Regions from separate parts of the Mus musculus genome. Here all the other regions are linked to region 1. Evidence: chromatin loops called from intact Hi-C (ENCODE). Cell type or tissue: left cerebral cortex. All regions are shown on one strand. Links, peaks and the distances in the headings refer to the core of each region. The heading gives the core; the rest is flanking DNA.

Region 1 (6,476 bases), core at 581-5,580:
TACTTTATTTCTAGAGAGAGGGTCTCTCAGTGAGCATTGAACTTGCTAATTAGAGTGGCTGGCCAGGGAGCTCTGGAGATTCTCCTGTCTCTGCCCTCCCACCATGGGCATTTCAGGTATGCCCCGGATTTTTATTTGGATGCTGGGGATCAAATGCAGGTACTCGGGCTTTTGCAGCAAGCAGTTTACCAACTGAGCCATTTCTCCGATGCCAGAAAGTCTTATTTTTTTTATTCTGTTGTTATACTTGGCTGCTCATGTCTCCACCACCAAAACAAACATAATTTTGTGGTAATTAATCCCTGGACACGAGAATGACTTCACTGCTCTGTCGACTCCCAGTCCTATCACCCATCATTCCTCTGGAAGTGTATTCTAGATTGATGTCAAATTTGAAATGTTCTCCCCACCTCCAAACTGTTACTAATAAGTCTTGCCACTAGTGGACCCAAACAGATGTCACGCATTCCACAAGGACCCCTCTAAGTCCTTCTGTTTCTCCCTAACGCCCAACCCTTACACATATGCTCACTCTCTCCTCTGCCTGGGTTTGTCTGTTGTTGTTGGTGGGTTTGTTTTTCTCTCATTCTCTTCCTGGTTTGGGAGGGTACAGCCTTCCTGTCCCCTTCACATCTCCCTCCTCTCTATCCAAATAATCTTGTTTTTTATTTAAGACTAACAGCAGGACTGAATATTTACATCTTTGAGAGACAAGAGATCTGGGCCTTACTGAAGGACTTGATTCCACTTCTGTTATGGTTTAGATTCATTTTTATACTCCCTAAATCTCAATAGCCCTCAGTTATTGATGTGTACATCTCATGACATGGGAAGCCTGTCTGAAACCTATTCTTACAATTTGGAGTAGTCCCTCCATTTGAGCTCCACATTTTCACCTAGCACATACATACTCCTTACAAGGTTGCTTTCCAATGAAATTACTCATCAGAGAGCTAGTTACACAATGCATACTAAATACATTATTTATCATTACCATTACCATTTCATTTGAGACCCAATTTCTAGGTAAAGTCCATGAGTCATTTCCGCTCCCCACAGTCTTATAAAACACATAAATACACAAATCAGGGCAGGCTATGGATGATGGCATTTTTTCTAAGAAAACTCCAAATTTAAAGTGGTTGGCATTAATGAAGCAAGATCCTGCTATCTGCATTTGGAGAGTAAACTAAAATTATAGGATATCAATGCAGGTTTGGCTAAGGTGATTTTTGGAGATAAATTGCACGTTCTCTCTTCTGTAACTCAGGATACTCATGCCCTGATTTGTACATTCACTAGGCTGACTTCTCTGTGACCTTCAGCTCTCAGTGAGCTCTAGACCATTTTCTGTTTCTATATATAATATATTTATTTTTATTTTTTTGGAAATTAATATTTTGCCTGCATGTATGTCTGTGTGAAGGTGTCAGGTCCCCTGGAACTGAGGTTACAGTTGTGAGCTGCTGTGTTTGTGCTTGGAATTGAACCCAGGTCCTCTGTAAGAGCAGCAGGTGCTCCCAAACACTGAACCATCTCTCCAGCCCCTTCTGAATCATGTTCAACCCAGCATCTCTTCCAGCTCTTAATACCTCTGCCCTAAAGCTACCTATTACTACACAATCTCAATAGCAGTCCACGGTCCTAGTCTCCTTCTCCAAGATGTTCCCAGAGCAAAAACTGTGAGTCCATCTCAGGATGACTTTTCTTCTCACTACTTGCTGTGATGGACAAAATTGTGTGATCTCCTGACCTCAACTATACTTTCTGTCCACCTCACACAAGTCCAAGTTCTTTGGTTCTCACCTTTCTAACCCCGATTCCATGTTTTTTTTTTTTCCTTCACATATGAACTCAGCCTTAGCAAACACAAAGTATCTGCACTCATGCAAATTTGCCGTATCTCCATTCTTTTCTCATCATAGCAGCTTTTACTTACAAAGCTATTTTTCCCCCTTCTCCTCATTCCCTTTAATTAATTCCCTACCATGTTGCAATGATTCAAGCCTTAGCATTCCCCAGGTCTACTGCCTCTTCAGCCTCTTCCCTTGCCTGCACTAGTTATCTCTGAGGCTAGTTCAGTCCCTCTGGACTGAATCCTTATAACTTCCCTCTACATCTCTGCTGATCTCACTGTCCATTTCTTTTCTGAAAGCACAGATCAGACACAGGCATGCCCATATGTTAAAACAGCCAGTGCCTGTGTTTGTGCAAAGAGTACAGTCTGAATGCCTGGACCTAGGATGCAAAGCCCCTCCCTGTCCGCCCCACCCCCAGCCCCCACCAGCAGCTTCGGCTCCCTCACAGCCTTCAACCAGCTGGTCTGACACACGCACCACCCCGAGCTCCCTGGTCGTCATCCAATATCAGTGATCTTGTGCCTGCTTCAGCTGAGACAACTGCCTTTTCTGCCTTGCTTATCTAGAGCTTGCTCTTCCTGTCATAGCTGCTCTATAAGTATGCTCAAAGCTTTCTTGAGGCTGCCCCAGCAGACAGAACTACTCCTCAGCAGTGTTCCTGCTCACTTTGCTCTCATGGAAAGCCCCACACAGGCCTGCTCAGCATTGTTCCCTGTGTTGTACCTTGTCTTCTGGGTCTTTCAGACTGTCCAATGAGACTAGCAGTTCCCAGGAAGCTAGGGAGACATTTTATTCATCTTTGTATCCATCAAGTACATTTGGTGCCTATAAATTCCTCTTAACTGCAGGAACAAATATGCCTGCCCTGATTTCTCAGGGTGTTGTTATGGAATCCAAATAGAAAGGTATTTATGACAGACAGAGCAGCATACACTAAGCCTCAAATGTAAAAACTACATCTCCTTCAGTGTCCCCCTGGCTCAAGCAAGCAGCACTTCTGGGTAAGCAGAGAAAAGCCTCCCTTCAGAGGAATCAAATTTATTTCTAAGTAACCACAGCCATTTAAGACTCCAGTTAAATTGACTTTTGTAACCTGGTTCCATCCCATATTCCATTAATCAGATCATAGTTAAGACAGCATTTGGAGTCTATTCAGTGTTGTGAGTTACATAAGCAACATGAAATATTCAGCTGACAAGAAAATAAAGGAATCAAACGGCTTTACAACTTCTAGAAGAAAACACACACACATGTACACGCACGCACACATGCAGGAAAACGGGAGCCTGCATGGAGGGATGCACAAGCCTGTCAGCCTGCAAAACCCTGTAGGGGGTGGAATCAGAGAGGAGCAGAAAGGTGGCTGGGGAATGTTAGCAATGAACATAGGACTGTTCAGAAGCCTGGTATGCAAGAGGCCAAGTAGACACTGAAGCAGACTCTGGGGTCTCTGAATTATGATGCTTTTTGTGACACATATCCTGAGCTGAGAGCTATGGGGATGCCTGGCTGAGTAGATAAAAATACCAGACTCCTAAAATACAGCTTGTCTAGCCTTAAAAAAAATTCATTTGTTGCTAAGCTGATTTTGCTATTTACCTGAAAAAGCCAAACTGAAACCCAAATGCCTTTGATAACTAAGTCTTGGATAGAATAGGGTCCTGGGGCATTTAAGGGAAAGTACCGAGCAATTATCCCAAAGGCTTTCTGACTTAAACGACCAGAAATTCTAGGATCACAAAGAAAATGGTGATGCATTGCCATCTAGTGGAAAAAAGCTGTAAGGAAGTTAAACAGCAGTGCTGGCTTATATTTTTACTTTATTAATATGTCTCTGATGTTTACAGGCAGGGTGCTGCTCTGGATAATAGCAAAGTGCTGAGGAGCCGAAGTTGCACTGCCAGAAGAAGATGTCAATCAGGGGATGACTGGGCAGGTGATGTTGGGGTAAGGCTGGAGTATGATGGCCTAGAGGTCTAGGTGAACTGCCCTAGAGGGGGCAGTGAGCTCTCCAGCATGCAGAAACTTGACTCCCAATAAGGAAAAACAATAAGCAAGAGTGATCTAGAAGTGCAAGAACTTTCCAAAGGAGGGTGCTCAGGGGTCTAACTATGGAAGCTAGGAAAGAACAGTGCTGGATAAGTGTAGCTTCCAAAGTGGTCACCATGGCAACCAAAATAGCTTAAAGCCTTGATTCTTATTTAAGCCTCTTTGGTCTAGGAAAGGAAAGCGCCGTTGAAATTAGCAGGTTTAAGTCAGCTGTTCTCAACCTGTGGGTCGCGATCCTTTTAGCAAACCTCTATCTCCAAAAAAAGTATGAAGTTGTGAAATAGCAATGAAAATAGTTTTATGGTTGGGGTCAGCATCATGTGGGCACACTTTAGGGCTGTGGCATTAGGAAGGTTGAGAATTGCTGGCTTATGAAAAGTAAAACAAATAAAAAACAACCTTTGAGCCCAAACCTGGCGTCAGAGCTGGGTTCAATAATTCCATCGCTATTCTAGTACAGACAGGAGAGAATCCCTGTGACCTAATAGAGCGATAGATACTAATTTCTATAGAGCTGATTTTCATGAAAATAAAGTTATTATATGTTGCGGCCGGCCAGCGGCTTACATGTCAGGGTTCTAGTCTGGAAAGGCATCTTGGAATCTGGAAGAGAAGAGGGGTGGGGGGCTAGGCAGCGCGATAAAGATGGAACCAAGGCAACGGTCGGATCAAGGTTCGATTTTACTATTCCCGACACTGGGTTATGAAGCAGGGGAAGGGGCCCATTCCCACCAAATCATCCTGGAGTACAGTTGCAGGTGACCACGTGTTTGGCTCCGGAACAGCAAGGCAGCAGGCTCCAGCAGTGGGAGTGAAAGATAGGGCGGCAGGCTCCACCCCATGCTCTCTTCTTGCTAACAGAGAAACCTGATCTGAGTGGGGGGAGGTTACAATTATAGACTTCTATAAAAGATTTCTGAAGTTTTTAAAAACCATTCCAAACCAAGAAATCAAATAACAACAAATGGTAAGGATGTGTGGAAGGACAAATCTCTGTCTGCTACTGGTGGGAGTGGAACCCAGTGCAGCCATTATGGAAGTCAGTATGGAACTTTAAAAAACACAAAATAAATGGAACTACCCTAAAACTCAACTATACCACTTTCCACACATATCCTAAAGATTCTGAGTATTACCATAGAGACACCTGCACATCCATGCTTATGGCTGCATTGTTCACAGCAAGGACATGGATGTCTGTTGACGGAGAATGGAAAATGAAAACATGGTGTCTATATATAATGGAAGTTATTTCATGTGTGAAACAGAACTGAAACTTCCAGAGAAAATGAATAGAACTAGAAAGTATTCTGTTAAATGAGGTAATACAAACCCAGAATGTACTTCATTCATATGAACCTATGGGAGCCATTCAAACCACTACAATGTTCTTATGAGGCATAAAAGACAGTAGGTGTCCCCTAAGTATACAGCATTTGTTAGTAGTTAGGTTGACAGGAGAAATAACTTGTCTGGTTGCACTACAGAAAATATGTTGATCTTATTGGGTCACTAAAAGTATTCTTCTGAAAGATGTTATTGTAGGAGATAGCAAAGGACAGCTTTGGATGATAGTACAGTTGAGGATTCATGGCTAGCTTAACTCTTTATTGCCATTAATAGATTATTTTCCAAGGGAATGTCAAAATATCTTACATATCCCTGTGATCCTGCTTATTAATTTAGCAATGGTTGAAATATAAATATCCTAAATATACTGACCCAATTTTCAAATAGGATAAAATCTCTAAGCCAGATGATATTCAGTAAGAATTTCAAAACATCTTAACAAAATCATAAAGAGTTAAAACTAACCAAACAAAGCTGAATGGGTGATATAAATCCCAATGTATTTAGATTTAAGCTGTTATTTCTCCAAGTACAAATTAGCAGTGCACTGGACTCAAAGCATCTTTTATTAAAATATCCTGGAGGCTGTAGTGGTCAAGAATATAAATGTGCTCTAGGGCTAAACAAAACACCACACTAATGGTTTTCACTAGAAAAACCATTAGCAGAGATCCTGTTAGATAGTCTTCAATAAGCATCCCTGGCCCCTTTAGCAGAGGTAAGGTCCAGACCTCACATCACTATCATTACTCAGAGGAATGTTAGTAGCTCACATTCACCTGGCAAGAGACAAGGGACCTGGAGCCCAAGCCATGTGAGGGCTGAGCAAAGTGATTCCAGCATGCCTGCAGAATGCAGAGCTTTTGAGGATGTCACACACTCCCCAGTGCTCACAGAGTTAGTTTATTCCTGTGGTGCCTCACTTGCAAAACATAGAAAACAAAACTGTACTCTAGGGGCTATAGAGATGGTTCAGTGGTTAAGAGCACTGACTGCTCTTCCAGAGGTACTGAGTTCAATTCCCAGCAACCACATGGTGTGAAATACATATATTATGGGATATATATGTGACCAATATATATATATATTCTTTAAGAAAACAAATATGCTTATTGTATATACATATATTATATAGATTATATACATATATAATAAAATCTTTTAAAAAATAACAACTCTACTCTATCCAGTGAAACTAGATTTTGTTTCCTCTCAGAG
Region 2 (6,476 bases), core at 514-5,513, 220 kb before region 1:
ATCAGCACAAACTGCAAACAATTATGATCAGGCAACCTTCCCTTTCACTGACATATGGGGTCTAGCTTTTATGTAAAAACCAAAAACTGAGAATCCTCTCTACTCTCAGTTTCTCTAGGTAATATTTCTTTACTCCTTAAATACTAAGATTTAGAAACTAATGTTTTGTATTTAAATAATGTGTGCTTGGAAAGTCTACAGAAGTTTCTTCTGTTCTCTATGAGTCTCAGCTGAAGATATAACTACTCGTATGTAGTGACTGTATCCTCTGTTAAGGTAGAAAAGGCATTTGGTACTCTGTCTTGATAGAGATGAAGAAGAAGAAAGATGGGGTACAGAGAGAACCATTTAGTTTCTTCTACCAAAACTAATGACTATCCATGATCTTTACTAAAAGTCCTGTGACATCTGAGAGAGAGTTGCAGTGGTGACTCATGAAGCGGAGCAGTTGGGGCAACCCATCCTCTCACTTCTGCTTCCATGGGGGATTTATGTTATGACTTGTATCACTGTGGAAGGATATTCATCATACTGTAGACAGTAATAGACTGCAAAATCTTCAGACTCCAGGCTGCTGATGGTGAGAGAATAATCTGACCCAGACCCACTGCCACTGAACCTTGATGGAACACCAGAATCTAAATTGGATGTGGAGTAGATCAGGTGTTTAAGAGTTCCACCTGACTTCTGCTGAAACCAGTGTAAATTACCGTTAATGCCCTGACTTGCCTGGCAAGTGAGACTGACTCTTTCTCTCAGAGAGGCAGACATGGAGGATGGAGACTGGGTCATCTGGATGTCACATCTGGCACCTAGGAGTGGAGACATAATGAATATCTACATAGGTAAGCATGATAAAAGAGCACGTCCCCCAAAATGCCAGTCAGCACGAATCACAGTGAAATTCACATTTTAGTTCATTTTACCTGGAAACCAGAGCAACAAGATGCCAAGAAACAAGGCAGGGGCCCTCATGTCCATGCTGAGTCCTGTCTGTAATGACAATGGCACATGGTGTGACTGGTACATGAAGAAGTCCCCAAGGCTGTTCAGTAAGAGCATGGAAATCATTGGGAGCCAGTTACCACTGGGCACAGCTACAAGACTTAACTCATCTGAGCACTTAGCACAAGACTGCTGTCCCCAGACACCTGAGGTCAAACCACTTATATGTCTCCAGAAAATAATTTCTATTTAAAGATTTAAAATTATACATGACATTAATGTAGGGAGTCTCTATTTTGAATGATATATTTCAAAGATATATTGGGCTAATATAAAAGAATAACCTGCTATCAGTGAATATGCTGTTGCATATTCAGAGATATGTTGCTTATACAGAGAGGAAACCATTAGATCTTTAATTCATTCAAAAAATTCTGATTGGTTAAAGAAAATCATTTTTCTAAAGTTTCTTAAGAGCACAAGTTGGTACCCCATGATCCAATAGCTCACCAAGTAAAAACTCTTCTGATCAATATAACCTGAATTAAGATGGGCATTTCCTGGTATTAGAGAATATCAAAAAGATTAGTAACCAATACTGTATGGACCTAAACCAGATTCTGCACAAATCATACTCTTTGATTTGCTCTCAAAGATGGAAGAGAGTGTGCCAAGAGACAAGAACTTAGTACCTGCTGCACTGCAGAAGTGGCTTATTTATTGTAGCAAAAATAGCAACACTAAAATTGAGAATTTAGTCAGATAATAGCAGGAAAGCAAAAATATGCTAATAAAGCCAGTGATCAGAGGATACAAATGAAGACAAACTGGGTTTGTGTGATTTGCTAACATAATCCCAAATACAAAGAGGAAATGTTAATTGTTTAGATCTCAAAAAATTAAGTCAAAAACAGAATCTAACTGGTGGAAATAGTGATGGATTACAGACTGAAATACAGTGCATGGAAATTATGTATTCTGTTGGGACTTCTATTTAGAGTGTAAAAGGAACAATAAAATTCAAAATGAATAATACCAAACCATTATTAATATAAAGTCTAGTCAGGACATGTAGAAAGATAGGTATTGATATTGATTGTTCCCTGAATAAGATACAGAGAAGATCCAAAGAAATAAGGAAAAAAAGTAAACATTATATGTTGGTATAGAAACTCATGTTAAATCTATACATTGAAAAGCATCTTGCTTGTAAGCATTCAAGTTAAGTGGACAATCAGATGTTGTTAATAGGACTATAACGTAATAACACTAAAAGTACTTTGGCAAAATATTCTACCACTAAAACAAGAGTTATTGTATAATTCAGCTTTTTTTAAAAAAAAAGTCTTGAGTATCTTCACAAAGAAATTAAAACACATTTTATGCAAAAACTAGTAAAAATAATGCTTAATGAAAGTTCTTCCAGGAATTGCTAGAAATGAGTAACTACTTAAATGTTTCTCACTTAGTGAACAGGTAAAATGAGGTTTTTCAATACCATGGACTTCTACATTTAGCCAAAAAAAAGCTAGTTCTTTGTGCACACAGCTCAGAAGTACTATTCAGTAAAATAAGCCAATGTATAACTGTATGTGTTGTGTGAGAATTTTTCTACAGTGCTTGCTTGAGTAAAGAATGCGGGAGGGGTGGTGACATCAAGGAATTTTGTGGTAGCAGTGTAAGTGGATAAATGATTATGGTTCTGAAAACACAGACTGTTACCAGTATGCTTAGAGGCACTGTACTTGAATACACAGCATCCACATAGGCAAGTGCAAATGAGATAATTAATCATATGAAATTTCTTTCAATTTCCTCATTTATCTTATTATTGAAGATATCAATTCAAGAGAAGGCTGTGTCCAAGGGGCACAGATCCTGCCTATATGTTTTTGAGAATTTCTTATGAGTGTATAACAATTTGAAAATAGAAAATTAAAAAGGATTATGTGAAGTCCTTACAGAAACCACTTGCTGAGTTGCAATCTCTCTAGTTAAAAAGACGAGGGCTATGCCTCCCTCTAGTGGAGAAATTGCAATCGGACTCTTCTTGCACCTTTTGGATAAATCAAGAATGGAATGATTGTAAAGCAATTTGTGCTAATTAGAAAATTCATACTAAAAATATACATACTTAATACTCAAACCCAAGGAATGTGCAGAAATAAAATCAAAACAATATTTAAATGAACCACAATGACTCTTTTATAAGTCTCACTGAGCTCCATCTAATATTCAGCTGTGAGTTTCTTTCCAATGGAAGCTGGGTGGAGCCTCTCAAAGGACAGTTATGCTAGGTTCCTGTCTACAAGCATAACAGAATTATATAAGAGTGTCAATGATTGGTTATTGCCCATAGAACGTGTCTCAGTTTGGGGCAGTCATTGGTTAACCATAGCCTCCATCTCTATCTTTGTTCCTGCCTCTTTTGTAGGAAGGACCTAACACAATTATTTAACAGACCTTGAAAAACCAGTTCTCAACTTCAGATGAAAAAGCGAGAATCCAGTACAGTTAAAACAATCATGAACAATAAAAGAACTTCTGGAGATATCACCATGTCTGATCTCAAGCTATATTCCAGACCAATAGTAATTAAGCCTGCATGGTCTCACCCTCCCTTCGACCCTCTCTCCATGTGGCTATGGCCACCCTCTACTTCTAAACATTTCTTACTCTCTCTGCCTTTCTACAATAAATGCCTTAAAACCATGAACCTTTATCTGGATCCCCAGTGCTAAAGCAATGGAGCAGATCTTCCTCTCAAGAGCTGTGAATCTAATCTCCTGACTGGAGGCCTCCCTACATTCCAGCAATGGTTGCCACCAACCCAAGCCACCTGCAGAGCAAGCTGCCTGAGCTAACCAGACTCTCTCCTCCCCATGGTAACCTGCCAGAGCTCTGTTTCAACCCTTTTCCCTTCAGCCCATGGACCAGAGTCCGCCAGAGGGTTCCCTCTTTGATCTCAGCTCTTCCATGACATACAGCAGCGTCTGGGATGTCCAAGAGTGAGAACTTGATGTCCCTGGCCTCCAAGTGGCCCAGGGACCCCAGAACCGGCTCTTCCACGGTGCCCAGCAGGGTTTGTGGTGCTGGAGAGATGGAGCCTGACTCCGCAGTTCCACAGGGACCCCAAACAGTGCCTTTTCCCACCCTTGGAGCAGGATCCCACAGCTTCTCACAGTCCAACGCCCACCAGGCGGTTCTGTGGGGCTGTGCAAAGTCAAAGTTTCCTTCTCTACCTCACCCTGTGGCCCTAGCCCGACCAGATGCAGGACCCCATTTTTTCCCCACAGCTAAGATCAAAAACTCAACCTACAACACATGATGGTGAGGATGTAGAGCAAGGGATTGCTGTGATTGAAACCTGTATAGCCACTCTGGAAACCAATCTGGCAGTTTCTCAGAAAATTACCAATAGTTCTACCTGAACACCCAAATACACTCCCTCCTGGGCACACACACAAAAAATGTTCCACCATACCACAAGAAAAAATGCTGCACTATGTTCATAGCAGTTTTATATATAATGGCCAGAAACTGGAAACAACCTAGATGAACCTCACCCAAAGAAAGGATACAGAAAATGTGGTTCATTTACACAAGAGAGCTATTTAAAACAAGGACATAAAGGATTGTGTAGGTAAATAGATGAAACTAGAAAGTATCATCCTGAGTGAGGTAATCAAGACTCAAAAATGAATACAAAGAATGTACTCACATATAAGTGGACATTAGCCATAAAGAGCAGTATACCCACATTATATTCTACATGTCCAAAGAAGCTAATCAAGAAGGAAGAACCAAGTGGGGTTGCTTTAATCTCATTTAGAAGGAGGAATAAAATAGTTAGAGGAGGTAGATGGAGGGAGGGAATTGGATGAAAGAGGGTGTGTGCGGAAGGGAATGGGGGGGTGTTCAGAATCAGGTGTGGGGAGAGACAGGAGAGATTGCCAGAGGGCCAGAAGAATGAATGGAAATATGCATCTGGTGGGCACAGAGGGGTGGGGGTATCTCTGGGACATTCCAGAAACCTGTGATGGGGGAGGATCTTTCAACATTGTCATCTTACAAAGTCTCAGACAATCTCCCATTGCTACATAACATAGAATCACATGTCCTCAATAATCCAACGTGAAAGTAAAATCCAGAAGAAGAAAATTTTATTCAACGTGGTCACACTGAAAAATAGGGGGGGGGGGGATGCATCCAGAAAACTACCAGAATCGTGCAGTCCTGAAAGGAGATTGAAGATTAAACATAGTGCCACATTGAAGCAGCCCTGGTCAAGGTGTGGTCCTGACTACCACTGAAGTAAGTGGGTGCACTTGTTTCTATCATCGTGCAAGACACTGAGTGACATCCCCTGCAGAGAAGATGCTGCTTCTCCTTCTACCAGCATGAACTCTTATGGAAAGCCCCATTTCCTAGGGATTCATTGTTTCCATAGCTGAAAGTTAGAGAAAACAAGTGTCTCTTAAGAATGGCTTCAATTTGCCATGTTGACTACATCATGATACATCCACACAAGGAACAAACCAGGCAGCTTTGTCACCTCAGGTAGTGAGGTTTTTGTTCAGGGCTGCATCACTGTGAGAGGATATTCTAGACCTTGCATACAGTAATAAACACCCACATCCTCAGCCTCCACTCTACTGATTCTCAGTGTGAAATCAGTTCCTGACCCACTGCCACTGAACCTGTCTGGGACTCCTGAGGCAAGGTTGGAGATATAATATATCAGGAGCTGAGGAGACTGGCCTGGCCTCTGCAGGAACCAATACAAGTAAGTGTTGCCACTACTGTGCAGGAGACTCTTACTAGACCTGCAGGAGATGGATACTGACTCTCCAGGATTGGCAGGTACAGAGGGTGCAGCCTGAGTCATCACAATATCCCCAGTGGCTCCTGAAATAGAAGAAATGAAAAGTTATCCACAAACATGATGATACTGTGTTATTTTATCAACTTCCTAGACACTGAGGTCATGACTTTCATTATTATTCTAAAAATGTTCAACATAAAATACTTAAGTAGAGAGAGCACAGAGACTCTAGAAATCACCTAGACCTTCTGCTTTCCCCAGAATCACCCACATTCTCCTTGATCTTTGTTTTTCTCCTCACCAGGGATCCAGAGCACAAGTAGCCTCAGGAACTCAGCTAGGCACCTCATTCTGAGAACTTGATACAAAAAGTCTTGAGTAGTCAAGGCAGAAAAGGAGGCTAGCTTTTGTCTTGGACCTGTCTTACACGCGTTCGCGACCGGCCAGGAAAGACGCAGCAAACCAGAATCTTCTGCGGCAAAACTTTATTGCTTACATCTTCAGGAGCAAGAGTGCAAGAGCGCAAGAGCTCTATTGCTTACATCTTTAGGAGCCAGAGCGCAAGAGAGAGAGCAAGAGTGCAAGAGTGCAAGAGTGCAAGAGCCAGAGCAAGAGAGAGAATGGCGAAACCCCGTCCCTTTTAAGAATTATCCTCTGCCTAGGACGTGTCACTCCCTGATTGGCTGCAGCCCATCGGCCGAGTTGT
Region 3 (6,476 bases), core at 552-5,551, 280 kb before region 1:
TTACACTTCCATACTGCTGTTTATCACCAAAGGATATCAGGACTGGAACTCAAACAGGTCAGGAAGCAAGAGCTGATGCAGAGGCCATGGAGTGATGTTCTTTACTCGCTTCCCCTGGCTTGCTCAGCCTTCTCTCTTATAGAACCCAAGACATCCAGCCCAGAGATGGTCCCACCCACAAGGGGCCTTTCCCCCTTGATCACTAATTGAGAAAATGCCCCATAGCTGGATCTCATGGAGGCATTTCCTCAACTGAAGCTCCTTTCTCTGTGATAAGTCCAGCTTGTGTCAAGTTGAGACATAAAACCAGCCAGTACAAATGGTATATCTACTAGTACTAGTTTTCATAAGCCACACCACCTGATTTTAGATTTTATTCCTCTTCTGAGTTTCCTTTCCCCTCATACATTTGTTTTTATTCCCAAATCATCAAAACGGGTTTTGCCTTGAGCTCTTCAGGGAAAACAGGACAGAAATTAATTCACTGATGCTTATGTCAGTCACTGTCTAAAATCCTTCTTATGTATGATGACTTCAGTCAATAGCTATTTAAGTTAATTTAAATTCTAAGAAATAAATTTTAAATATACTAGATACTGGTCCAGACATCATTGCTTCAAACTCTGTAAATAGCTTCTGAATTTTCGTTTGCAAGTCAAAGACACAAACCTAAAGGCATTCATCATTTTTTTTCTGACTAATTTCTTTGCAATTATGTAATGTTTGGCACATTCATGCTACACATGTCTTTGAAGCCAATGCTATTAGGGAAATGCTACTAAATCAACTATAAAGTAAGAATTTCTCCTCTCATTTATGGATATTTATTTTTTAATTGTACAGATTTGTTGATGCTAGACAGTCTTCTTAGTTTTTAAACTATCTGGAGTCTTAAATACTATGTAGTGTTTCCCCAGGAGGTGGAGTGTTAGACTAGAGAAAGCAAAGCCATGGGTGAAGCCTAATCTTTTCCTGTTTTGCTATTTTGAGAAATTTTTTATAGAAAACATAAATCACCTAATGGGCTCCCTAATTCTTTTAATTGCATCAATTCAGCAGAATCCAATTACACTAGACCTTAAGAGGCAGATATATTTTACTGACTGCATTACCATAATAATGATGGCATAGTGACAATGGCGAGCGTTTATAATTCCTCTCATTCTAACATGGCTTATCAACCGTACATGAAGCTTCCTGGCATCTCTGAAAGAGAAATCATGCACACAAACAGCAAAGAAAGAGCTGCCTCTGAAAGTCTCCACCTCCCAGGAGTCTTCTGCCTCATGGAAAAGAATGTCCTTCCTGACTTTGGTAATAAGCCAAGAGCCACATGACCACTTCCAGTCTGGGAACTGGTCAGATTGCTAATGTCCCCAGGGACACCAACTCCTGCTTTACATTCTGTCTCTCAGGTCCCTCCCTGCTTTAAGACCCCTGGTTGGACCTGGCCTTGATAGAAGCATCTTCTTAAGCCCTAGTGCTGGGATCAAATTTGCTGAGATCATTTGGAGCATATGGCACAGACAACTCTCAATGCACTCTCTGGATCTCAAAACTGTGAGGTGCAGAACAGCAGCCTAGTGGGGTAGACTCCTCGTCCCACCCTCTATCGAATTTTGAAACACTTTAATGCAGCTCCTTATCTCGTGGTGACCCCTAACCACTAAGTTTTCTTGTTGCTACTTCCTAGCTATAATCCTACTACTGTTATGAATCATAAGGTAAATATCTGGTATGCAGAATATCTGATATGCCACACCAAAGAGGTAATGACCCACAGGCTGAGAACCACTGCCTAGCTAGGTCACCATTAGTTGACTAAACCAAAACTTTTGAGGGAGCCATTATTGTTTCAAAGCAGAGGGAATAAAGTTTCATTTAAAAAATGTGAATCTTAGCACCTTTATCCAAGCTACTGGCTTCATAGATATTGATGATAAATGATAAATGCAGGGTTTTGTTTAGCCTTGAGCTCAGTACAGTACAGTAAAATGACTCTCATGAAAGCCAAGTCCATCTAGGCTGAACCCTTAGAAACAGCTGAGAAGAAGAGGGGGTTCCATGGTGTGCATTCAGAAGGTATCTTAGTACTAACTTCACTTCTATGACCATGGCTTTGTCAAACGTCAACATGATTGTTCTGAGCACCTGTCAGGTGCTGGGAATGGTATAGACCCTTTGTGCACATATTATTTTTTCTCTTTCCCTCTCTCTCCTCTCTCTCTCTCTCTCTCTCTCTCTCTCTCTGTGTGTGTGTGTGGGGGGGGGGGGGCACTCTACATGCATGTGGAGGCCAAACACCAAAAACTGACATAGGTCCCTCCATCACCCTCCATCCTTCTTTTTTTTTTTTTTTCTTTTTTTTTAAGGCAGGGTCTGTGTTGAAGGAAATATCTAAAGAGTAGAGCTGGCGCGGTCCCACGGTTGTGCCTCTGCCCTGGCAGCCTGGCTGGCCATGCACAGGCGGGCAAAGGTTGACCTATTTTATCTCCTGGAGATTCTCTTGCCTGGAGCTCCCGAAACGTCTCCACCCAGCTCACTAGGTTCCCACTGTCAGGTTGCTACCATGCCAACCTCCTGCTTCAAACCCCCACCCCCCCCCAGCCTTTGTCTGCATATCCGGCAAACCCATGCTTTGCCACTGTACCTCTCTCTCTTGAACCCAGCTGAGCTCCTACCTAAAAGAAAACACAACACAGACTTAGTTCAGAAACAATGGTAACTCAATCTCCCCAGACACTAAACACTAAAATTTGATATTTTTAAAGGCTAGACTTACTTGCTCTATAGAAAATACATATAAACATTGGTATGTTGTGATATATATCTAAAAATTGAATGATAATTATCCAGAAACTGACAAGTGATTCAATTATACATTTACTATAGACAGAGAAAAAGTTCACAATACACTGTGAAGTTAAAAGAGGGCAGGGCAGGACTGGAGGGGTGGCTCAGTGACCAAGAGCACTGGCTGGTTTTTCAGAGGACCCAGGTTCAATTCCCAGGACCCACATGACAGTTCACAATCCTTCATCCCTAGTGTATCTGATGCCCTCTTCCCACCTCTGTGGGCACTAAATGCACAGGGCACACAGACATGCATACAGGCAGAACACCCATACACATAGAATAAAATACTATTACAGTTGGTTTCTACTCATTTTTGAATAATTGAAAAAATATAATTATCATTAATTATCACCATATGCTATTTTTCCAGAATGTTTACATTATTATTTTTCTATGACGATATATATATATATATATATATATATATATATATATATATGTATATATATGTATATATATATATATATACATACATATATATATAGTTATATATAGTTTTATCCAGTTTTAAAGTATTAGCAAAATATATTATAAGAAAAATTGAGTGAAATCCACTCTACGTATATTAAATTAAAAGAATTTTTAATTTTTTTTTAAATCCTGGCTTTAAAAAAATGTTAATGGGTTTAACAAGGGAGTGCTGCAGTTACCCATGTATGCCATCAGAGGGCGCCAAAACTGGCCGCTAATACTTAGCTGCAGAAATGATGTAGCTCGATTCCGAAGGCATTTCTAGCTTACAACAGGCAAAAGTCTCTCTGAATAGAGTAAGCATTTGTTAGTGATATATTTTAGTACACTTTTTCAGTGTACAAAAATTTAACAGTATCATTTCCCTAAAGGTGAGATTCTCAAAATTTCTGGAAATATGTAGATTAACACTTAACCCTGACTGTTCGATAATTTAAGTTACAGGGGAAGGTTCCAGACAAACAGTAATAGGGAATGTCCGTGGTGGCCAGTTGTGAATGGAGCATGCCAGTTTCCAGTGCAGTGCACTCTTCAGACAAGTCCGAGGTTCCCATGTGCTCGGGGAGGCTGAACCTGACTTCTTATGACCCCCCTGTCCCGCGACCCTGACCTGGAATGGAAGGTTCTTCCAAAGAAAGAGTGCGTCAGGCTCAGTATACCCCATTACTAGGAGTCATCTCTGGGTCATACTTGGTAGATTCCAGGGAGTTTCTCTGCACTTACTTTACACACACACACACACACACACACTTCCAAGCATCTCTTTCAGTATTTTCCCAATACAGTGAGTTCCCAAGCAGAAAAGTCCATGCATGCTGGAAATGCCTCTGGTAACACACGGCACCTCAACCCCAGTATCTGAAATGGAACTTGAACCCAACTTGCTCAAAACGTCTATATACAAAAATGTCTGTGCCTCCCATTCAGACCTTCAGGGAAACCCAGGAGACAGCTTCTCTATTTGTCACTGACTTGTCCCCTCAGCTCCCTCCTTACTGTGAGATGATAGCTCTCCAAAAGGGATTCCCCTGCCTCTGGGGTAACCCTTATTCATTGTCCATGCCATGTTCAAGATGTGCTTGTGTTTAATTGCATCTTCAAAGAAAAATTTAAATTCTGGTATTATATAAAAGATTCTTCTTCATGTTCTATCCTTTGCCTGCTCAGAATAGTTTCTAGTTCAACTACCCCCCCAAAGTCTCTCTCTCTCTATCCCTGTCTGTCTCTTTGTGTACGTGTATGCATGTGTATACATGTGTGCATGTATATGTATTACTTTAAATTTTATTTTAAGTGTATGAGTTCTCTGACCTCCTGAATCCTTCTGCATGTATGTCTGTGTATCATAGGCATGCCTGGTCCATCTAGGACCTCTTACAGGGCACTGGGCCATCTAGAACAGCTGTCACAAATGGTCATATGTTTTCCTGTATTATCTTACCACAGCACAAGGAGAACTTTTCTTTAATATTTTTATTTTCATTATTATTTTACTTTACATGTAATGATGGTTCACTTTTATGTGTGTTTGTGCACCGTGTGTGAACCTGGCACCAGTGAAGATCACAAGAGGAGGGCAGATTCCTGGAGTTACAGATAATTGTGAACTACCATGCTGGTGGTGGGAATTGGACCTAGGTTTGATTACTGGGACCCAGTGGTAGGAAAATAGAATTTACCCCTTTAGGTTGCCCTCTGATCTCTAGTAGTGCACTGTGGATTTGCGGATTTGTGCAGTATGTATGTGAGGGTTGAGAGTTAGAGAGATAGCTCAGTGCACAAAGAGCTTGCCCAACAATCCAGAGGAGCTGAGCTCAGATCTCTATTGACCAAGTAAAGGCAGATGCAATAGTTTGTGTCTGCAGTCTCAGTAATGTTATAATGAGTTGAGATGCAGAGACAGGAAAATTCTCCAAATTTTGAGACTCTCTTAAATAGAGGCAAGCAGAGAACCAACACTCAAGGTTGTTTGCTGACCTCCACATCCTTTATAGTACACACTCATCCATATGCATATTCATGAACAAGCACACACATACCTGCATAGATGACAGAGTTGGGAGGCAGATTTGTTTGTATGTGTGTATGTGTAATATATATGTGTGTGCTATATATCATATATATATGTGAGATATATATAATATATATTTCTTTTAAAAACTTTAGTGAGAATAATCCATGCTAAGCTGCTGAATTGCTTGTTACTGTCTTAAAGGACAATGGGAACTTATCTTCTTAGGAGATGGCATGTCTACATAAGAGTAACACACATAGTGCTTTAAAGTATAAAGTCAGGTTACTCAGTCATATCTCCATAACTGCCTCATTCCCACCCCATATCACCGAGCATGCTCCTTGGCCCCTCTTTTGACTGGGGATGAGGAGTTGGTAAAGTGCTTTCTTTATAAACGTGAGGGCCTGGGGTCATATTAACAACCTCAGGCAGATCCTTGGAGCCTGTTCATCAGCCAGCCCTAACCTACACACCAAGTTCCAGGTCAGTGAAAGGCTCTATCTCAAAAGAAGCAAACAGAATCCCTCTTTTCTTCCCAGCCTGTTTTCTTGGTGATAAATATTTCTCTCCATGCCCCCCCCCCATTTTCTTTATTTCAATTTTGCTTTTGTTTTTATCTGTTTCTTTGATTGACTCAATTTCCTCTTTTCATACCTCTCTCTCACTGGCTTAGCATGCTGTGAACTATAGTAACTGTACAGAATGGGGGATCTAGTAATATCTATGACACCCCTGTTTATGTTTCACAAATGAGTTTCCAATCTCTGAATATTCACACCTACTTCTATTGCATTTTAAAGAGACAAAAATGCATTCAGGTTATTTTTCACTGTAGTGTCCTTTGTCTAATATAACATATATACGTAATTAATATAATTATATTAGTTATAGTAACTCTTACTAGTAACACTGTACTTTATATTCTATTCTACATTCTATATCATATATTATCAAGTATATTAATTATTACTTATACTATTTTATATATCACATGTTATATATTATATACCATATATATTATGTTATATGCTATATGTTATCTGTTATATATGATATATTATGTATTCTGTACTGTATATTATTATATAACTATAGTAGTCATAGTAAATATAACACACACACATATATATATATA
Region 4 (6,476 bases), core at 861-5,860, 1.1 Mb before region 1:
AAAGGTAATGATACATGTGTAGTACATGAGAAATCACTGTGTGAAGATTAACGTATGTTCATTCAAATAAATATAGATTCTACTATTCAAAGATCAAGCTAACACAATTTTCTCCCTATAAGAGTGAGTTGTCTAGAATGGAAAGACTGACTAAATTATATTTGATACTCTGTGTACAGGGTTGGGGAGTCTGTGTACTGTGGGTGGATCAGGGATGTAAATTAAGCCTCGAATGGCCACACTTAAAACTTCTACTCAATGAAAGGTAAATGTTTTCTAAACCCTGGCCTTCCTTCCTTTTGCACTTTTGCCAGAGAAAGGGTAGACCTCAGAGAAAATCTCTTGATTTCATTAAATCGGCTAGAAGAGATCAAGATAGAAAGAAATGGGAATTTTTCACTAAGCATCTTCAGAGATACACATCAGACAAGGCTGCAAATCAGAAAAGGGGTCCTATTACACCACACGCTCCCTAGGGAAAGTTGCTATTTGCATCTCCTATGGAGAGCCCAAAAACTGCAAATTAATCTTTGGTTTATTCAAACCATTTAGTGGATGATACATTCAGGTCCCTATCGCAGCTTTGATATGAGTGACAGAAATGTTCATCAGGAAAGAGGCAGCAATAGCCCTCTTAGGAAAGACCATGAACCACACATGCCTCTCTCACCATGCTTCATAGAGGAATAGCACGACACACACCATACTCACACATGCAGTGAAAGAAACTGCATTTGTCTGCATTCAAAGGCCCAGAGAAAGGTTTTGGAAATCAACAAGTAGTAGGCAGAGTGTGCATAGACTATATAAAGTGTTTAGGCACACACACACACACACACACACACACACACACACACACACACACCAAGTCAGATGACTTTTCAGGTCTCTGAAGTGTCTCTAAGAAAGTAGGGCAAACGTCTATAGAGTCTGGAGTCTAGACAATCAGTCCCCACATATCAATGAGTAAGCTTCAAAGTCCAAACTGAAACATTGGAGATTATATGTCTAGAACTGCTCTCTATGCCGTCTCATGCAGCCTCTGACCAAAGAGAACCATTTACTTTCCCACTGGAAGTCTACCTCATTTTTCATTCACCCAGCCTTAATTCGGGCCCTCGCCCACAGTACAGTGCAGCAACATCAAGGAGAATTCATCAGCAAATCCTTCCGTTCTAGGTGAACCAAGAGAACAGGTCACCCTAGTACTACCCAAGACACTGAAGTACAGCTTTCAATAACAACCTTTGCTACATTGTTTGTTTTTAGGCCATTCCTTTATTATCGGGAAACATATATAACCATATGCTCTTGAACTACATATGTACTTTCACACACACACACACAAACACACACACAACTTACATACACTCACATCACCTTCTGAAAATCCTCCAGAGACTTTTGATTGCCATAGATGTGTCCACTGGCAGGAGGGTGGGGGAAAGCCCTCTGCTGCATCTCAACTCACTCTTTTCTTGATCGCTCTTGATGGGTTTTTTGTTTTTCTTTATACACCCTAGCCAACATAATCACTTAAAGAGCTTGATGAATTGGCTCCTTTGTAATTTTGATTTTGGATATGTTCAATCATACAGAAAAGTAGAAGAGATGCTGCACTCCTGCCTGTGTATCATACTGTACTCATGTACTGTGTATTATATTTAATAAGTGCTGCTTGGGATCTGAAGTGTCCCCCAAAGGCTTAGGTGTTAACCATTTTATTCCTACACAGTGCTGAAATTGAGGGATTATTGTATTATGAGGGCTTAATCCATGGATAAATACACAGCTGAGTTCATAGCTGAACAGACCAGAAGGGTCCTGCTTGGAAGAAGTACAACCGTAAGTGAACGGAGTTGTGTCTTTGAAGGGTATTTGGGACCCTGGTCTTTTCCACACTCTCTTCCACCTTTCTAACTCACCCTTCTTCTAACCACAATGAAACGAGTTCTTCTCCATACGTCTCTCTCAACCATGACACTGTCACACCATAGGCCCACAGTGATGGGATGGAGTGACCTCTGACAGAAGCTTCTGAAACTGCACACCAGAATAGTTATCTCCTCCCTTAAATCGTTAATCTTGGACATTTTGTTACAGCTCCCATTAACATTTTGCCAGAACTGATCGGTGAAGGCCTTTCAGGGAAATTACAAGTACATTTTCTTTTGAGGGAGAATACTATACTTCAAATACCTCAGATATTTCAGTATCTCTTGTGTCTCTAAAGCTAAAGATTTTTATGGGTTCTTGGACTTCACATAAATTTCTACTTTCTATAAAAATGAACTGGGTCCCAAAATTAGTCTTTGAAGTATAAGCTGAAATGCACCAAAACACTCCTCTGAAAAAATATAAACATCGTCTCTAATATAGCCTTGATTATCCCTTGGAGTGGAGGCAGGGGGTATGGCAAGACAGGCTCTCACTATGTAGCCTGGTCTGGACTAGAACTTGCTATAAGACCAGGCTGGCTTCAGTCTCACAGGGGTCCTCCTGACTCAGTGTTCTGAGTGTTGGGATTAAAAGTGTGTGCCATCATGCCCTGCCATGGGACACCATTCCAGTATTTACAGGAAACATGACTAAGCTCCATAAAATCTAAACTGTGATGGATATTCGTTCTTTCCTACCACCTCCCTTGTGTCTTCTCCATGCCCCTTTCCATAAACTCTCTTGATAGACAACTCTTTCTTCTGTCCATTTCTATGCACATCTCCTCTGGACTCCTCTCCTCAAACCACATTCCACATTGAAATGATGCCCACTAGTATAGTACTCTCTTATAGATCAAAGTTTAACTTTAGAGATTAACCAGTGTGTAGTTTGGTGATTTCGTTGCGTAAATACTCTCAGCATGGCAAAATTCAAACTACCAGCAGGATCTGTTCAGTGGGTTTTGGAGATGAGCTAGCTTCCTTCCAAACAGGAACAGAGGGCATCTCCAGAGATAACGTTTTCTTCAGTCCAGCATAATAATATTTGTGGTGTTAGCAAGATACTCAGCTCCTCCTAGACTTGGTTTCCTCGTTTTTACACAGGATTTACTGATTGTTTGCATACTTCTTTATTGATTGTTGACCGTTTTTTTTTTCCATGCAGTTTCTAACATGGTGACGATTGGATGCGTGGCCACTAGATGGCGATCGAGTCATTTCTTTAGCACAAACCTTTTCTGTTACAAGTTCAACACTGAGCAAACCATAATTCAAATACACGAATTAAACTGGTGGAGTTTATTTTCCTTTCTGTAAACTTTTTACTATGAAAGTTTTTGTGTTTTCCTTTGAAATTCTCCCCGGAAACTCCAGATCCTGGCTCTTCTGTACGGCCATCTCTCAAGGCCTCGTATAGAAGCTGTTCTGGCTCCGGAATGACTAGTCCCCGGTGAGCTGTGGGAAAAAAATGTATCCAAAGCCACACCTGTCCCTGAGGGATCTACTTCGTGGCCTTTGCTGTCCTTCTCTCCTGAAAGAAGGCAAGATGTCCTCCATTATCACATTGCCCACCTAATCTGTGAACGGCGATCATAAATCCATTCAAATCGTTTTATAGATACAGATTGAGCAATGGTGTAAACCAGATATTATATCAGACACAGGCCAGGCATTCCACAGATGAAGGAAGCAAGAGCAAACAGTGCTACAGTGAAACAAGAAATTCACATCAACCAATCCTCCCTTGGTGCTGAGAGGGTAAGTGGACATCAGCTCCCATTCACAACTAAGAGACTATCTCCAAATGGCAACACTTACAAAGGAAAAGTTAACTTTTTTTCCAAAGGAATTTCACTGGGTTTACAAACCACACATAAGGACAGGCCTCACACTCATCAATAAACGGCCATGACAAAATAAACTCAATGTTTTTTTGTAGATATATATTTTTTTGTTCTTACTGGCCTTTTGCTTGTATATTATGGTTTCTGCTTCTGTGTTCCTATGGCTTATTTCTTCCTGTGTGCTCACATGTGATTGCCTGTTTGTGTGCATGTGTACTGTTTTATTTTTCTTTAGTTTTGTTTTTTTAGTTACAACTTGTTTGTTTTGTTTGTTTTCTAAACAGAAAGGAGAGTGGAGTTGGGTGGAGGGGAGGTGGGGAGGACCTTGGAGGAGTTGGGGGAGTGGAACTGATTAAAATATAAGATTTGACAAATGTGTTTCAATTTTTTAAAAATGAAGTAAAAGAAGAAGGGAAGCGATATCTGCATCAGACACTGAAGCAAGCTGAGTTACAAAATAAGCATAAGAAGTTATGGAAAAAGCAGATTCATTTACTCATAGAAATTTATGACAAGTGTGAATGATGTGAGAAAGCTGAGATTATTAAAGGGACTGCACAGGAGTCATAGCTCACAGATAGACAAAGTTAGGTCCCAGGCTTTTAATTAATTCAAACACAAATTCACATGGATAGAAAAAATAAAGACTTTAAGCCTATAAAACAAAACCGAGGATATAACTCAGTTGGTAGAGTGCTTGCCTAACATGAATAAGGTCCTGGAAGTTAGCCACAGGCACTGCATAAAACCAGGTATGGAGGTGCACACCTGTAAGCCCAGGATTTGTAAAGTGGAGGCAGGAAGATCATCTTCAACTACATAACAAGTTTGAAGCCAGCCAAGATTAATAGAAACTCTGCCTCAAAAGTTAATAATAATAAAGTTATTATTATGAAGTTAAAGTTATAGCCAAAGAGTTGGAGGTGACCTATTAAAGAACATTTCAAAAGCTCTAGCCATGCATGAGACAAAGACTGATTGGATTTCCATTGAGTATGCAATGAGTGACAGCAAGGGTCACTGGCTATATCTTTAAACAAGAGACAACTAGCTGAACTCTACAAGGGAATGTCCATGTCCATGTGTGTGCGCCCACACACACACACACACACACACACACACACACACAATCTACAGGTGGTGGTAATCCTGTGGGTCAGGAAACCATGCTCACTAATAACCAGAAATATGAATATTAAATCAGCAATAAGACTTAGCTACCTTTATGAACCCACAGCTTAATTTCTGCAGCTTCAGTTACCCTGTCACCAGAAGATAGGTGAGTGGTATATCATAAGATTTTTGAGAGAGAGAGACCACATTCACATAACTTTTATTTTATCACTAATATTTGCTAACCTCTTCTATGCCACTTTTACAAACTAAACTTTACAGTAGAAAAAACATAGTATGTATAAAGTTCAGTGCCATTTTTTTTTTGTTGCAACAATCCACTGGGGGGTCTTAGAGATAAGGAGACTATCACAACACTTAACATGTCTCAAAACAATAAAAATTTAGCAAACACTGATGAGAATGTCAAAAGGGAGGATTCTGCTACTGCTGCTGCTGCTGCTGGCTGGAGTGCCAGACTGCGTTGTCATTCTCGATGCACACACCTGGTGAAATAAAGCACTCACATGCCCTTTGACTCAGAGATCCACCCCGGGGAGGGTTCCAGGAGAAGTTCTGCCACCAGTTTATAAAGGGACACAGATAAGGTCTCCTGGTGTCATTGACGTCATGAGTCCACATATCCCCAATGGGGAGAATGGGTCAACAAGGTGTGGTAGATAACCAGGGTAAGGCATGTAGGAGTCTGAAGTGATTAACTCAGCATGTTGATAGCCATGTAGACAGTGTGGAGTGAAGGACATAAAAGGAAAAGCCAGATCTGTAGTACAACCATTTATGATTATAAAAAGCGCATCAGGTGCAACATGACCCTATACATTAAAGAAGGTAATAGTTAGGCCCAAGGTTAATATTCACCACAACAATGAGACACACTATGTGAACCTATGAGACACACACCAGCACCCAGGACATAAAATACTACAGAACTTAAAAGCCTGGCTTCAAGAGCAAAGGACCACTTGAGTTCAAGTCCTGGCTCTGCCACCAACTTGCTCTGTCACCTTGCAGGAGAAAGTCTCTCTAACCTTTTCCTAAATCTGTTTTTTTTTAACTTTAAAATGAGAGCTTTGCGTTGTAACTCTTCTATGAAACTGTTGTCAAGGACCAGTTGGGTTACTATAAATTATAAAAAGTCCCTGGCCTACTGGCTATTGTTAGCTGCTGGAAGGAGAGACAGTTTTCTCTAAGAAAGTATTGTAGCCACTGGTAAGTTGATCACAAGTGAAGAACAACCACACAGCCAAGAATATTTAGGCATCATGAATTGGGCTTGAAGTTTTACTTTTAAAGGACAAAATGTTGGCTAAATAAGGAAAGGGCAATGGATCTGGGGAAAAGTTGGGGGAAAGATGAATATGATCAAAACATACAAACTCTCAAAGAACTAATTTTTAAAAGTTCCTGGCTCCAAAGTGTTAAGTTTTATTATTACAATAATAATAATAATAATAATAATAAAAAGCACAGGCTCAAAAATGAAAAGAAAAATAAGCTCTTTGCTTAAACAACAAAACAAAAGGAATGGCCAGGCGTGATATACACCCTGTCATTCCCA
Region 5 (6,476 bases), core at 930-5,929, 430 kb before region 1:
ACTATATGAAAACAAACAAACAAACACAAAAGGAAGTAGAAGGGAGACTTTTAGGAAAGCAGAAAAAGGCTGGTAAGAACAGAGAAGGAGAGAATAAGAAAGAAGGTTCAAGAAGCATTTGATGCATGGGATGAAGTATCAGCCTGAAACTTCCTCATTTGTAATGTGCACTGATGATTATGATAGCAGTGAAAAGAAAAGATATACACATAAGATAAGGTATTTCTGTGCAAATGTGATACAAGTCTGCACAGAGAACTCATTATACTTAGGAACACACATAATTATGAACAAGACTTGTGTACTGAAAAACTAAAGATCACAGGAGAGAAATTGAGATCTTAAACTATTTCATTTATGGGTAAAAAAAATCCAAATTAAAATTATGTTGTCATTTTATATTAGTACTCCTCATGATTTGGAGAAAGGAGATTTTATCTTGTAGTCACGTCCATGTTTGGATCTCAGCTTTACTCTTTCCTCTCAATAATTCACATTCTTCTAATAACAATTTCCTTTTGTTTCTGTGGTGCTGGGGATCAGGGCCGTGTGAATACTGGGCAAACACCCTATCAAAGCGATATTCCTGGCCTACAATTATTTGTGGTTCATTTTTCATGTTCTGTTTCATTGTATTGAATTACCTGTTACTGGTAGATGGTTACCTGTTTTTAGCAATGATATTTGTCTGTGTTTTTATTTTCCTGCCCTCCTTTCTCTTCTCTCGTCTGATCTTAGCTGATCATGTTATCATTGCTGAGTCTTATCAAGTAAATGTACCCCTCAGATCTTTAAGTCAGATTTCCAGATCCAAGTGAGATACTTTGACCTCTGGATGTGAAAAAAAAAAGACATAATCTCCTGTCTTCTTTATGCCTCAAATCTTGTTATTTATATTGACTTCTCTATTTCCTGGATGTTTGTTTAGCATGTGCAGTCTCCCTATGTTTATCATCACACCTGTAGTCATCATAATCACACATGTACTTTCAATGCTTGCTACTGGCCTTTTCATTGTAGATTTTCTGGCAGACTGTTAGTCTGAATTGAATTGTATTCTACACCCTTTATGCCTTTTGTTTAGACAACTGATTAGCTGCATATAAAACTTGGGTGATGCATTCTGTCCTAGAGCACACAATGGATGTTCCTCCACAGACCTCTGCACTGGATATCACTTTGATAATGTGTACGCATGAGCTGATTCTATAGGCAGCTATTTGCTTGTTTGTTTGTTTGTTTGTTTGTGTTGGTGTCACTATATACTTTAGACTGCCATTGAACTTGTCTTCCTCCCCCCCCCCCCATGAAGCTGAAAATCAACCAATTCTGTTATCATGCTTCCCTGGAAAAAGAAAATGAGACACCCTCTGGTGTGGCACAGGCTGGTGCACAGATTCCACAGAGGAACAGAGCCTGAAAAAAAAAAAAAAAACATTCAACTTGCAATAAAGGATGGTGACAAGATGAGGAAGTTTGTGGAAGAAGTGGAAAAACACTTGCCAAGCATAATGCCATTGAAAGGTTTGTGAAGAGTGATAGGTTTTCAAGCTGGTGAAACAGGTTCGTTTTATAAGGACATCGGCAAAGGAACCGCGTGGTGCAAACACTGTTCAGTTGATGAAATGTTCTGAGCTGGGATCTGTAGGAACCTAATCATACCTTTCCAGTAGGGGAAGCTGAGTGGTATTTGTTAACTTGCTGCTCTGTAGAACATAGCTGCCATAGAGAATGGGGTTCACTAGTACTTTTTGACTTCTTTCAATTATCTTTGAAGCTGATGGCATTTTTCTAAATAACTGTGACGGGTTCATAAGACAGAAGAGCCCAATTTGAAGCACTTTTCCTTCTAAACCATTGTTTTATGTGTATCTAAGCTGTACTCATTCAAAGACGCCAGGAGAAGGTATCTGTGGAGATTACTTTTACAATGGAAATGATCTCCTTCTGGCCTTTCTCCACAAAGACTTTTTTGTGCAGGTAAGACTTGTCTTTGTGGTCCATATTCCACCCATCTTTTCCATTTCTCTGATTCAAGTGAAGTCCATGGGTGGTCTTGCTCCATGATAGCTTCAGCTTGGTGCTTAGAGAGGTGGAAGGAACTAAAACGGCTTGGCAATCTATGTGTTCAGGAAATAAATTTCAGATTCTTGGAATGCTAGGCTGGCTAGTATTAGCAGGACCAGAAAAAGAAATGCCAAAAAGGACAAAAAGGAGAGCTCCCAAGAACCACAAATTTCTTTAACTGGTAGACGAGAACTGAACAACGTGTCTCTAAGAAACCTAATAGGGCTGCAGCAAAAAAACACGGAGGTGTTCCTTTATGCAATGCCAGGAATAGCTCTTGTCCCCACCAGCCAGAGTAAAATACTTTTTGATGTATGCACCACTGAGCAGAATCTTAAGAAAATGGGAATGAAAGGAAGAATCAATAATTGGAATCAATAATGGGAAGAAAGTTCTTTGCATTACAGGCTGTTCTGTTCATAGCAAAGATCGCTAGCTGGCTACAAATAACAGATTATCGCCACATGTTTAATCACTTTAGAAATAATATTCAAAATTATTGTGTAGGAAATAGACCACAGCAGTACAAAATTTTATCTTCGATGCAAGGATTTTCTTTCTTTCTTTTTTTTAAATTGGTTATTTTATTTGTTTACATTTCAAACATTGTCCCTTTCCCGGTTTCTCCTCTGTAAGCCCTCTATCCCATCCCCCAGCCCCTGCCTCTATGAGGGTGCTCCCCCCACCCACCCATTCAGCTCCATCTCACCACCCTAGAATTCCCCTAAGCTGTAGCATCGAGCTTCCACAGGACCAAGGGCATCCCATCCCATTGATGCCATATAGGTAATCTTCTGCTACATCTGTGGCTGGAGCCATGGGGTCCTTCCATGTGTATTCTTTGGTTGATGTTTTTGTCCCTGAAAGCTCTGGCAAGTCTTGTTAGTTGGTATTGTTCTTCCTATGGGGTTGCAATTCCCTTCAGCCCCTTCAACCCTTCCCCTAACTCTTCCCTTGGGGTCACCATGCTCAGTCCAATGGTTGACTGTGAGCATCTTCATCTGTATTGGTCATGCTCTGGCAGAAGAATTTTCATATATGCATAAATTCAGGAAAACTTGATCTACAATTCTATTTAACTGGATGCAGGATGCATCAAAAATGGCTTTAGATGACAAGGATGATGAGACAAGTGTCACAAATTTATACAATGTGTTCAGGAAGGCAAAAGGGTTGGAGAAGTGATTCAGTGGGTAAGAGTATTTTCTGTGCAAGCAGGATATGAGTGCAAATCCCCAGCATATAAAAAAGCTGGGTATGGCTACATAGGATTGTAGCCCTAGTTTTGGAAGGTGCAGACGGGTGGAACCAGCAAGTTCTTGGGCCAGCCAGTTCAGCTGAAACAATGGGATTTCAGTTCAGTTAAGATACCCTGTGCCAAGAAGATAAAATGCAGGATGACAACAGAAGATATATAATGACCTCCTCTGGCCCTGACCACACAACCATGGGTATGTACAGCTGCATACACAGACACACATAAAGAAAGAAGGCAGAAAAAAGCATAAACATCCACAGGAGCCCATGAAAACTAAATAAACACAGTTCACACTTCTAGACTACAAATGACAAGGGCACTTCACTCCATAGACCCTCTACTCACACTTTAATGGACCTAAGCCTAGAAAAGAAGGTTGCTTTACCTGAAAATATACTTAGCTTATTACCAACCAAGAAGCAAAAAGTATCTGACCATCCTGTTAGGTTAGACAAGTGTTCTTTCATTTCACCTGCAATAAAATATCTCACAAAAATAGGTAGGTGTAAGTGGGAACATCTTCAAATGTCCAAAGCATCAAAAGATTCCCCACTTAAAAGAGGAAGAAGACAAAACATCAACTCTGTCATTTATCCAGTGTGTGCAGAACACACAATCATGGCATCTGGGGGGAGAGACAGCCTTCTTTTTCATTTCTAACCCAAATGCCTTCTGTTTCTTTTTGTGTTCTATTGTACTTCCTATACCATCATTACCATACTGAATTTACATAGTGCAGGCATCTTCAAATTCTTCCTGTTCCTAAGGGGAAAGTATTTAGTCACCATCTGGCACAGTTTCTATCTTTTCTGAAACTGCTAGTCACAGTGAATTAATTCTTTCTTTTTCTAAATTTTTATTATTATAGAATTTTGTGAATATTTATAAATAAGCATTCATATCTTATTCTCCTATATTTTCTAGTTTCTAGTATCAACCCTTTGACATAATTTCTATTTGTCATTTATTTATGTTGCTCCTGGCATATCAAGTCACAGCAAACCCTATAGTTATAAATGAAACTTAGAAAAAGTATAATTTAGACATTGTAGACATTGTAGAACCCAATAAAATATGTGTAATTCATTAATCTTTTCATCTCTGAATAATATAACTGGTATTTTCCAAGGACAAATATTAGACTTAATAGACAAATACAAGCCACATGTATGAAATTAAATATTGATAAAACAATAGCATGTAAAAGTGACTGCTTGAGATTTTCAATTCAGCACCTCGTCAGGATTGCTCTCTGCAGTCAGCTTTGTATTTGTTAGTCTCATTTCCTCTAGAAGGTTCCTCACATCCCCTGTCTGTTATGTCCTTGCCATTCTTTGAAGATTCCAGACTGTTTGTTATGTAGAACGTCCTGGTGTTTGGATAACTCCTATTTTAGATTAAGATGTAACTTGGTTGTGGTAGGGGAGAACTCTACACAGGCCACACTATATCCCCCTCCTCAGTACACCAGCAGGCATATTATGTCAATGTTCCATGACTGATAACATAAACGTTGGTGTGTTGGTTTGTGACTTCCATCAGATTTCTCCATTGGAAAGGACAATCTCTGTGCCTTAGTGATTAAGAGTAACCAAGGCAGAGAAAGCTCCCTGCCTTCAGAACTAAGAACTTCAGAACTTGCATAGCACCAAAAGTCTACAAGACCTTGAAGTTATGAGGGTCCTGTCTCCTAGTATCATTGCCTACTTGAATATATCATTAAGCAAGCTGGTAAATTATGGTTTCCCACTTCTGTTTTTTTAAATTTTACATTCATGAGGTGGAGTTCTTTTCTGTATGTCCATCTACCCTCCCACATTCTGTACTCTTCCTTCTTCATTTTGGAAGTGAAGCCTAAGAGCAAAGGGGGGGCTGTGCTGCCTATGATTTCCAGCCTTCCACATCTTCCTTCATGAAACTCCCACATAATCTTATCTTGCTTCCCAGAGGACCTTCACACACTCTGTGACATATTAACCTAAACATGCCCCATACCTTGAGCTGTGGTAAAGGCTCACAGGGGGACTTGGATAAATTGGCACCAGTTCATTACCTGCCTGTTCATATAGATTCTATTTTGTTAGCACATCCTCACAAGTGCCTAAGTGGGACATATGTCAAGGGAAGTATAGGATTGGGCTTTTGGTTAATAGCAGCTGGGGTAGACACATGCTAGGAGCATGAGATGGCAAATGTGAAATAGTGCTAACTTGAGTAAATTCTAGCTTAATATCCTTTATATACATTTTGTTGACATCAAAAGAGCATGGAAAACTGAGCATCCATTGCCTCCCTCTTCACAGAGGAAAAGCAAGTAGAGGCAAGTTTCCTAGATCTAGCATTCACAATTGATCCCAAGGCATCATTATTTTTCTGCTGGGAGCACAGCTTGAAGGCAGGCATGCTCTTCCTACCTACGCATAGGCCCTTCCAAAGCAGCTTGGACAAGGTCAGAAAGCATAGAAAGATCTTAGTACAGTGTTTAAAGTGTGTGGAGACATATCAGATTTATTATTCTTTAGATAAATGTGTGTGAATGGGAAGAGCTTCATTCATTAATAAGAGGTTGGGATCTTCAGTCTCCCAGGGAGGCCAATCGCTTACTCTATGCCCTGTGGCTGAGTAAGCCAGACTTCCCCTAAGGCTAAGGACTCCTGGTCCCCTGAGAATATGCCTGGGGAATGCTGCTTTTGTAATTAACAGTGGCAAAGTTTTAATGAACCCCGCAAGGAGATAGTTTTCCTGACGCTTACTTTTTAAATCTTACCATGGTTTCTATTCCTTGGAGATCAATTAAAAAGTTTTTTTTTTCTTTTCATCTTTGCTAAGATGCCAGAGGCAACTTTCCAGCTGTGTGTCTTTAATGAGTTCTCTGAAGGGCTCCTGAGCCAGGAGAGAACAAGAAATTCAGAAGAGCCAAGGTTTGGAAACTTCTGAGAACCTCAAGTCGGTTATACTGGGCAGCCTTTCAACTGGAACCCCATGGATCCAGTCACAGCCTCAGAAGAGTTCAAGAGGCAGGCAAGGAACCCCAGGATTTAATGGTTCTTTTACAGGAAAGGGTATCCCAATTAGTTTTTTGATCATGGTTGAGGCTCTGGACCACTCAATAGTGTCCTGAAAGCATCAAGAGTGTTGCCATGCTGCTCAG

What was found. Peaks named below come from ENCODE experiments on the same cell type or tissue, not always from the same donor. Only the 100,000 strongest peaks of a DNase experiment are listed, where the experiment ranks them.
Region 2: it touches region 1 in a loop (2.7-fold over the local background); 2 of 42 quality-filtered maps call a loop at or near these places.
Region 3: it touches region 1 in a loop (8-fold over the local background); 13 of 42 quality-filtered maps call a loop at or near these places.
Region 4: it touches region 1 in a loop (3-fold over the local background); 2 of 42 quality-filtered maps call a loop at or near these places.
Region 5: it touches region 1 in a loop (5-fold over the local background); 4 of 42 quality-filtered maps call a loop at or near these places.

Annotation. Positions count from the first base shown.
Region 1 is chr6:43,293,739-43,300,214 of GRCm38, forward strand. No RefSeq gene overlaps it. Among named protein-coding and RNA genes, the nearest start is that of Nobox, 13 kb to the right of the region's middle. In left cerebral cortex, for the core only: a CTCF peak has its summit at 3,631 (motif pointing left); DNase peaks (open chromatin) are centred at 2,621, 2,766, 3,256, 3,625 and 1 more place; H3K27ac peaks cover 935 bases.
Region 2 is chr6:43,075,978-43,082,453 of GRCm38, forward strand. No RefSeq gene overlaps it. Among named protein-coding and RNA genes, the nearest start is that of Gm34905, 12 kb to the left of the region's middle. In left cerebral cortex, for the core only: a CTCF peak has its summit at 2,975 (motif pointing left); a DNase peak (open chromatin) is centred at 2,960.
Region 3 is chr6:43,018,629-43,025,104 of GRCm38, forward strand. The region is part of intron 1 of Gm34905 (a long non-coding RNA gene); the gene reads right to left. Among named protein-coding and RNA genes, the nearest start is that of Gm34905, 45 kb to the right of the region's middle. In left cerebral cortex, for the core only: a CTCF peak has its summit at 3,516 (motif pointing right); a DNase peak (open chromatin) is centred at 3,540.
Region 4 is chr6:42,224,300-42,230,775 of GRCm38, forward strand. No RefSeq gene overlaps it. Among named protein-coding and RNA genes, the nearest start is that of Tas2r144, 12 kb to the left of the region's middle. In left cerebral cortex, for the core only: a CTCF peak has its summit at 3,145 (motif pointing right); a DNase peak (open chromatin) is centred at 3,144.
Region 5 is chr6:42,863,920-42,870,395 of GRCm38, forward strand. No RefSeq gene overlaps it. Among named protein-coding and RNA genes, the nearest start is that of Olfr448, 29 kb to the right of the region's middle. RefSeq lists an enhancer at 5,722-6,476 and a cis regulatory region at 5,788-6,279. In left cerebral cortex, for the core only: no CTCF peak of the experiment used is centred there; a DNase peak (open chromatin) is centred at 4,013.